Linked DNA regions of Homo sapiens: region 2 is linked to region 1. Evidence: read pairs that join two places in POLR2A ChIA-PET (ENCODE). Cell type or tissue: OCI-LY7. All regions are shown on one strand. Links, peaks and the distances in the headings refer to the core of each region. The heading gives the core; the rest is flanking DNA.

The links. ChIA-PET counts read pairs that join two places held together with the same protein. Peaks named below come from ENCODE experiments on the same cell type or tissue, not always from the same donor. Only the 100,000 strongest peaks of a DNase experiment are listed, where the experiment ranks them.
Region 2: POLR2A ChIA-PET joins it to region 1 with 5 read pairs; 5 of 35 experiments call an interaction of 5 or more read pairs at or near these places.

The regions. Positions count from the first base shown.
Region 1 is chr11:123,068,567-123,072,964 of GRCh38, reverse strand. It overlaps CLMP (CXADR like cell adhesion molecule), which reads left to right. Exons shown (of 7, transcript NM_024769.5): 7 at 1-3,093. All of the region lies in intron 1 of LOC124902775 (a long non-coding RNA gene), which reads right to left. Among named protein-coding and RNA genes, the nearest start is that of HSPA8, 8.6 kb to the right of the region's middle. In OCI-LY7, for the core only: no CTCF peak of the experiment used is centred there; a DNase peak (open chromatin) is centred at 2,334; H3K4me3 peaks cover 2,042 bases; H3K27ac peaks cover 897 bases.
Region 2 is chr11:123,394,451-123,398,848 of GRCh38, reverse strand. It overlaps a transcript of GRAMD1B not described here. Among named protein-coding and RNA genes, the nearest start is that of MIR4493, 15 kb to the right of the region's middle. In OCI-LY7, for the core only: no CTCF peak of the experiment used is centred there; no DNase peak of the experiment used is centred there.

The sequences.
Region 1 (4,398 bases), core at 214-4,213:
CTCCAAAAAAGGAAACATGTGTCTTCTATTCTGACTTAACTTCATTTGTCATAAGGTTTGGATATTAATTTCAAGGGGAGTTGAAATAGTGGGAGATGGAGAAGAGTGAATGAGTTTCTCCCACTCTATACTAATCTCACTATTTGTATTGAGCCCAAAATAACTATGAAAGGAGACAAAAATTTGTGACAAAGGATTGTGAAGAGCTTTCCATCTTCATGATGTTATGAGGATTGTTGACAAACATTAGAAATATATAATGGAGCAATTGTGGATTTCCCCTCAAATCAGATGCCTCTAAGGACTTTCCTGCTAGATATTTCTGGAAGGAGAAAATACAACATGTCATTTATCAACGTCCTTAGAAAGAATTCTTCTAGAGAAAAAGGGATCTAGGAATGCTGAAAGATTACCCAACATACCATTATAGTCTCTTCTTTCTGAGAAAATGTGAAACCAGAATTGCAAGACTGGGTGGACTAGAAAGGGAGATTAGATCAGTTTTCTCTTAATATGTCAAGGAAGGTAGCCGGGCATGGTGCCAGGCACCTGTAGGAAAATCCAGCAGGTGGAGGTTGCAGTGAGCCAAGATTATGCCATTGCACTCCAGCCTGGGTGACAAAGCAAGACTCCATCTCAAAAAAAAAAAAAAATCAAGGAAGGATAAAAGGAAGTTCAGTATTGTACCACACTTGGAACTTCCTCCATTTCTTCCATTTTAGAAGGATATGAACCTGGAACTTTTGATGATTCTAAGCCTTAAACTATCAAAAAGATCAGGGATTGCCAATGCTTCTAATGGCACTGCAAGTATATGCCATAACCGTTCCCTCCTAAAAGTGAAAAATGAGAGAAATTCAGTATTTTCCCAGGCTCAGCATCCAGAAGTCTAGCTCTGGGCTGGAAGAAAAGGGTACTAATATTTAGGGAAGAGATGAGAATAAGTAGTGGGTGGCAGGAGAGGGCTGAGCTAGTGCCTGCTAACATTTTAGTTGTATCTTGGAAAGATTTAGCAAAAATAACTCACCAGGATAGCTGCTGAAGAGTTGATGAATGGGAGAAGAAAGATGTTTGAGAAATAAAGAAAACAGCAGCCTGCAATACAATAACTTGCCTTTTTAATAGTTTTGATTACTCTTGATACCTACAGCACAAATGCTGGACCTGAATCAGCTCTTCAAGGACCCTAGCACAAATGTCAACTGATCACCTCTGGGAGAGTAGAAAACTTTTTTTTTTTTGAGACGAAGTCTCGCTCTGTTGCCCAGGCTGGAGTGCAGTGGCACCATCTCAGCTCACTGCAGCGTCCGCCTCTTGGGTTCAAGTGATTCTCCTGCCTTGTCCTCCTGAGTCGCTGGTATTACAGGTGCCTGCCATCACACCCAGCTAATTTTTGGAGTTCTGATAGAGACAGGGTTTCTCCATGTTGGCCAGGCTTGTCTCAAGCTCCTGACCTCAAGTGACCTACCCACCCTTGGCCTCCCACAGTGCTGGAAGCCACTGCACCTGGCTCAGAATACTTTTTTTTTTGAGATGCAGTCTTGCTCTCATCACGCAGGCTGGAGTGCAGTGGCGTATCTCGGCTCACTGCGACCTCCACCTCCCGAGTTCAAGCGATTCTCCTTCCTCAGTCCCCCAAGTAGCTTGGATTATAGGTGTGCGCCACCACGTACAGCTAATTTTTGTATTTTTAGTAGAGATGGGGTTTCGCCATGTTGACCAGGCTGGTCTCAAAACGCCTGACCTCAGGTGATCCACCCACCTCGGCCCCACAAAGTGCTAGGATTACAGGTGTGAGCCACCATGCCCGGCCCAGAATACTTTTTAAAAGAAGAGCAGGTTAGAGGAAAGAAAAAAATTGATGCTGAATGTGGTGATGAAAGCATGTTTCTAAAATGGGAAGCAGATGCTTAAAGAGGAAAGACTAATCTGGGATTTTGCCCCATTTCTCTGGTTTTTCACTCCTATATTTAATTCTCACAATCGTGTCGTCACATAGTGCAAAAAACAAAATTCTTGTAAAGTCCCCAGGAGTTTATGCTTGGGTGAAAGTTTTAGCCTGAGTATTTTCTTCCTCTAAAAAAGGTGGGAAATGAGACATTGAGGAATTAACATATAAATGTCTGCTATGGGTTTAAGAGAACTGGCGTATTTGGAATGCTTCTTACACTAACACTGTCTCATTGTAAAATATAAAACCCCTTACTCTAACTACATTTTTATTCCTCTGGTAGTGTGGTATCCAGGCAACATATCACTTCTGCTATGTAATTCTAAGAATTCTCATTTCTAGAGTACCTGAGCCAAACAAATACACAACGGAAGCTGCAGCTGTATCATCACTAGCAATTTGCTCATCATTATTTACTACCTTTGAACCTAAGGTTTCCTGCCTATGCTTTTGAAAGCAAAAATCAGTCTCCTTTGCATGAAAAAGAGCCTTAGATTTTTAAACATGTTAGTTACCAGAATGCTAAAATACCAGTTGATTACCCAAATTATTTTGGAAATCTATCCATAATGGAAGTCTACAACAAACACATAAAACAGATTACACTAAGAGCTGAGAAATTCAAAGGAACTGAAGATTCTGAGAGATAAACTGTTCAAGTCTTAGCAATGATACTGCACTTCTCTTTGACAGGTTCTGGGCTTAAGTTAGAGGCCCTACTGGTTCCAAACCATATTCCACTGACTTTGCAAGTAAAATAAATTTGATTCTGAAATAGGAAACAAAAAAAGGAGAAATAACCGAATAGTAGAAGAAAAACTGTTTGTAGGAAGACGATGCAGATGGAATGATGTGGACATTGAGTAACCATGTCAATAAAATATATAAACCAAACTTAAATTTGTGAAATAAGGAAGTTGGTACCTTTGTTGTTACAGTGTATAAAAACAATTTCGGAACTGCTGTTGCAAAAAGACATATATAGTTTTGCTTCCTTCTGGTGTTAAGCTGTTTATATTTCAGTTTCAGTTTTAACTTCTAAGTTGCCTTGTAATTGGGACTGTGTTTCAGCATCACAAAAACCAAATATTTATTATGGATGCATCTGTATCAGCAATTAAAAAATAAACAAGTAAAAGTGATACTGTAGGAGAAGCTGAAGCTCATATAACCTGGAATGGAAATTTGTTTATCAGCTTGCTGCCAACAGAAGAACAGAAGAACTCAGACTGAATACGATCTATTATTTATCAATTTCAGTCACGAATTTACCAATTACTTTTTTCTCTCACAAGGCAAGATGCTAGGTATAAGTTGCACAGGGGATACCAAGAGTTGCTGTCCTTAAGGATTTATCAAAATTAATGAAATAATAATTACTAAGTAAGTATTTTGTGCCTAGGTGAAGTGCCAACAGAGAAGCACACACTAAGGGGTTCAAATAAATCTGAAAAGTATGCACTAAGAGATTCAAATACATCTGGAAAAAACTTCACAGAGGTCATTGCAAAATAGCAGCAATAATAGTAATCATCACTTACTGAGCCATCACGTGCCAGTCACACTAAGTACATTATACATTTTGTCTCAATGTCATACTCACATCAACCCTATAAGGAAATATTTGTATTCACATTCTACAAGTGAGAAATGTAAGGCTCAAAGAGGTTAAGTCAGTAGTAGAGCCAGCATTTATTTTCACTTTTATTTTTATTTTGAGACCGAGTCTAGCTTTGTCGCCCAGGCTGGAGTGCAGTGGCACAATCTCAGCTCACTGCAAGCTCCGCCTCCCGGGTTCACGCCATTCTCCTGCCTCAGCCACCCGAGTACCTGGGACAACAGGCGCCTGCCACCACGCCTGGCTAATTTTTTGTATTTTTAGTAGCGACGGGTTTCACCGTTAGCCAGGATGGTCTCAATCTCCTGACTTCATGATCCGCCCATCTCAGCCTTCCAGTGCTGGGATTACAGGCATGAGCCACTGTGCCCGGCCCTGGAGCCAGGATTTAAACCCAGCCACTGTTAGTATATTCCATCAGAACTGACAGATCCTGATTCATCATCATCTTCCCTCCTGAAATCCTCAAACTTTTACACTCAGCTATAGGCTTTCTCTCCTCTTTGCTTTCTTCCTTGACCTAAAGCTGTTCACCATACTTGGGACACACTTAGCTCACTCACACAAGTCCAAATCCTTTAGTTTTCCCTTGTTCTGCAAAACAAGATACAATTCCCAATTTTATAATTGCCTGATTTGTCTTTACATGGTAATGATGGGCTTAGATCATGTAATTTTTGTTGAATGTTAAGCACAGAGTATCTTGAGCACATCAAGATTAAATCTGTCCAATCTTCTGAGAGGCAAAAAGATAAGGTACATTAAAACTACAAAATAATAGGTACAGTTGATTCTTCAAAGATGATACAGTCATATCAATTTATTTAAA
Region 2 (4,398 bases), core at 80-4,079, 330 kb before region 1:
ATTTCACAGATGTATACTTATTCCTAAACTCATTGAGTTGTATACATTAAATATGTACAGCTTTTTGTATGTCAAGCATACCGCACTAAAGTTGTTTTTTAATAAGATATTCAAATAAAAAAAGAAAATATATAAATGACCGATAAATACATGAAAAGAAACTTAGTGACATTAGTCAACAGGGAAATGTAAATAAAACCACAATAGGATACCACTACACACCTATTAAAATGGCTAAAATAAAAAAATTGACAATACCAAGTGGTGCCAAGGATGTGGAACAACTGGATTTCTCATACACTGCCAATGGGAGTATAAATTGATACAAGTATGCTATGGTTTGAATGTGTCCCCTAGATTTCATGTGTTCAAAAATTAATCCCAAAATTAATATGTCGATCTATTTGAAGGTGGGCTCTTTGGGAGGTATTTAGGATTAGATAAGGTTATTAGGGTGAGCTCTTATGATGCAATTGGCAGCTTTATAAGAAGAAGAGAGACCTTAGCTGGCATGCTCTTGCTCTCTTGCCATGCAATGACACAGCAAGAAGGCCCTCACCAGTGCCTTCTTGAAGTTAACTTTCCAGCCTCCAGAACTGTAAGAAATATAGTTTTTAAACTTTTCTTTATAAATTATCCAGTCTGTGGTATTCTGTCATGGTAAGAGAAAATTAACTAAGATAAAGCACTTTGGAAAACTCATAGTTTTTCAAACATACATTTACTATACGACTGAGCAATTTCACTCCTGAGTATTTTCTCTAGAGGAACAAATTCATGTCTATGCAAAGATTTGTACCTAAATGTTCTTAGCAGTTTAATTTTTAATAGCCCAGAATTAGAAAAAATCCAAAAGTCCGTCTACAGGTGAATAGATAAATTATGGTATACCCAAACAATGGAATACTCTTCATTAATAAAAAGGAACAAGCTACTGTTATTTGCAGCTATGTAGATGAATCTCAAAACCATTATATATGCTGAGGGTAAGAGGCCAGATGGGAAAGTACATATTCTATGTACTTATACATGAAATTCTAGGTTGGGTGTGGTGGCTCACACCTGTAATCCCAGCACTTTGGGAGGCCAAGGTGGGAGGATTGCCTGAGCCCAGGAGTTCGAGACCAGCCTGGGCTACATAGCAAGACTCTGTCTCTACAAAAAACAAAAAATAAAAAAATTAGTCAGATGTGGCGGCACACTCTGGGGTCCCAGCTACTTGGGAGGCTGAGGCAGGAGGATCACTTAAGCCTGAGAGTCGAGGCTGCAGTGAGCCATGATTGTACCTCTGCACTCCAGCCTGAGTGAGAGCCTGTCTCAAACAAGATTTTTTTAATCTAGAATAAGCAAAATTAATCTAGTGACAGCAAATCAATGATTGCCTGGGTCAAATATTTTTCATTTGTTTTTGTTTTGTTTTGTTTTGTTTTGTTTTGTTTTTTGAGACAGAGTCTCGCTCTGTCACCCAGGCTGGAGTGCAATGGCATGATCTCAGCTCACTGCACTGCAAACTCCCGGGTTCAAGCAATTCTCTTGCCTCAGCCTCCCGAGTAGCTGGGATTACAGGTACCCACCACCATGCCCAGCTAACTTTTTTTTGTATTTTTAGTAGAGATGGCATTTCGCCATGTTGGCCAGGCTGGTCTCGAACTCCTGACCTCAGGTGATCCTCCCGCCTCTGCCTCCCAAAGTGCTAGGATTACAGGCGGGGGACACCACACCTGGCCTGTTTTGTTTTTTAATTGAACGAAGATAAGCACAGGAAAAAATGTTAGGGTAATGGGAAACATTCTGTATTTTGATTTTGGTGTTATAAAATGTATACATTTGTCAAAACTCATCAATCTGCATTTTATTATATGTAAATTATACCCCAGTGAAGTTGAGTTAAAAAAAATAGTACTCAGCTTGCTGGATTGGTATGAATATTAATTAAGATTCTGCAAGTAAAGATCTTGCTCACACAAAATATTCAATAAATATTAGCTATCATTATCCCCATAATGACAGATAATTAGCAAAGTTTCTGTTTTTCCCTCTCTGCCTAAATTAGAGCAAAATGCACAAAATATTTCAACAGGAAACCCCAGTCTGTAGCTAAGTCCTTGTCTCTAGGCACCAAGATATTCTTGCAAACCACAAAGTAAAATCCCTGAGGTCAAGAATAGGCAGTTCTCTCTGGATTCATCACATTTGGGGTGGGAGAGGCAGCAGAGCAGTGGGACACATGGCACAGCACTTCTAAGTCATAAGGAAATAGAAGTGCATATGGGGGCTGGGAGTGGTGGCTCATGCCTGTAATCCCAGCACTTTGGGAGGCTGAGGCGGGCGGATCCCCTGAGGTCAGGAGTTCGAGATCAGCCTGGCCAACATGGCGAAACCCCATCTCTACTAAAAATACAAAAATTAGCCAGGCGTGGTGGTACATGCCTATAATCCCAGCTATTTGGGAGGCTGAGGCAGGAGAATTGCTTAAACCTGGGAGGCGGAAGTTGTAGTGAGCCAAGATTGTGCCATTGCACTCCAGCCTGGACAACAAGAGCTAAGCTCTGTCTCAAAAAAAAAAGAAGAAGAAGAAAAGAAAAGAAAAAAGAAAAAAATGCATATGGGGAAGCAGCAAGAGGACTTTTCCATCTAAAAAAAAAAAAGGAAAGAAAAGAAAAGAAAAAAGAAAAAAATGCATATGGGGAAGCAGCAAGAGGACTTTTCCATGGAGGAGTCTGGTGGGTCAGGGAAGCCAAGGAGTAGCAAGGAGGGGGAAAGGAACTTTCCTCTGTACCACAGCTGGGTCCATTCATCGACCCCAGCCTCAGTTTTTCAAAGAATGACCAAGTTATTACTACTACTAAATATAAGCTACTAATAAATAGATTACAGTCTTCTAGTCTTTATCCTAGTTGCCTTTTATCTCTGATACCTCCTTTGAGTTTCCCAACAGTTCTGCAAGACAGAAAATATTTTTAAAAGGAGATCCTATTTCACAGAAGAGAAAAAGAAACTTCTCTAAGGTCACTGAGTAACTTAGGTCTCTTTATTACCTAACCAGGGCTCTTTGGTTGAGCACAGGGGTTTTCATCCTTGGCTATTCATTGGAATCACTTGAAGAGCTTTAAAAAATACTGATGCCTGGGTCTCACCCACAAAGATTCTCATCTCTTTGGTCTGAGGTGCAGCCTGGATGTTGGAATTTCTAAACACGATTTAACTGGTTGTAATGGAAAGCTAAGATTGAAAACCACTACTCAAGCATACGTGACTGCTTGGATAAGTAAAACCTACACCTCACCTGGGGGAACTCTGATATTTTCTTTGTCCTTTTTGGTGAGGAAGGTAAACAGGCAAAGGAAACCATGCAAACGTTCACTTTTTGTTGTTGTTGTTGTTGTTGTTAATGAGGGCAGGCATCATTTGGCTGTATATGAAGGGGATGTATTGGAAACTTGGGGAATGTATAAAGGGAAACATGAGCCTTAAAGAAAGGAGAATTCATGTTTCCCTTTATACCTTCCCCCAATTTTACTATGTAATCTTATTTAATTTTATTTATGTTTAGCTGAGAAAGAAAGCCACTTTTAATAAAGAAGCCTTTCCTTAGTATGAAAATCTACACAATAATACCTTTGCAGAAATTTTCTTTCCCAGAATCTGTTTTATTTCATTAAACTAGAATTTATTAAGAACCCAAAACATTCATGCAACATTCATTGAGATCCTGGCTAAATGAGTATGATACAGTCCTATACTTAGGGGATTATAAACTTGTAGGGGGGATGCTATGTTTCAAATGTTTGGCCCCTCCAAAATTCATTTTGAAATTTAATCATAACAGTATTAGAAAGTGGGAACCTTAAGAGGTGATTAGGCCATGAGGGCTCCCCACCATGGGTGGGATTGGTATAAAATGGTGAGTTTGGCCCTCTCTTGTTCTCTTTTTTGTCTCTTCCACTCTTCTGTCAAGTGAGGAACAGGGTTCCTCGCCTCCAGAGAAGGCAATGTTCAAGTTGCCATCTTGGAAGCAGAGACCAAGCCCTTACCAAACACTAAACCTGCTGGCACCTTGATCTTGAACTCCCCAGCCTCTAGAACTGTGAGAAATAAACTTCTCTTATTTGTAAATTACCTAGTCTGTGGTATTCGGTTATAGCAGCACAAAATGATTTAAGGCAGGGAACAAGACAGGTACATAAATAACTACCAGAAAAAGTTTATGCTAAGTTCATGAACATACTTAGAATGGAGCTTAGCACATAGAAGATGCTCAAGAATTATCTAAGAAAAATGAAAAGAAGAGAAGAGAGATGGGAGAAAGAAGGGAAGGACAGAAAAGGTAAAAAGTACTATGGAGGTTTCAAGATGAAGCATCACAATGTGTTGGGAGGAGGCTGCAATTGCAGCCTT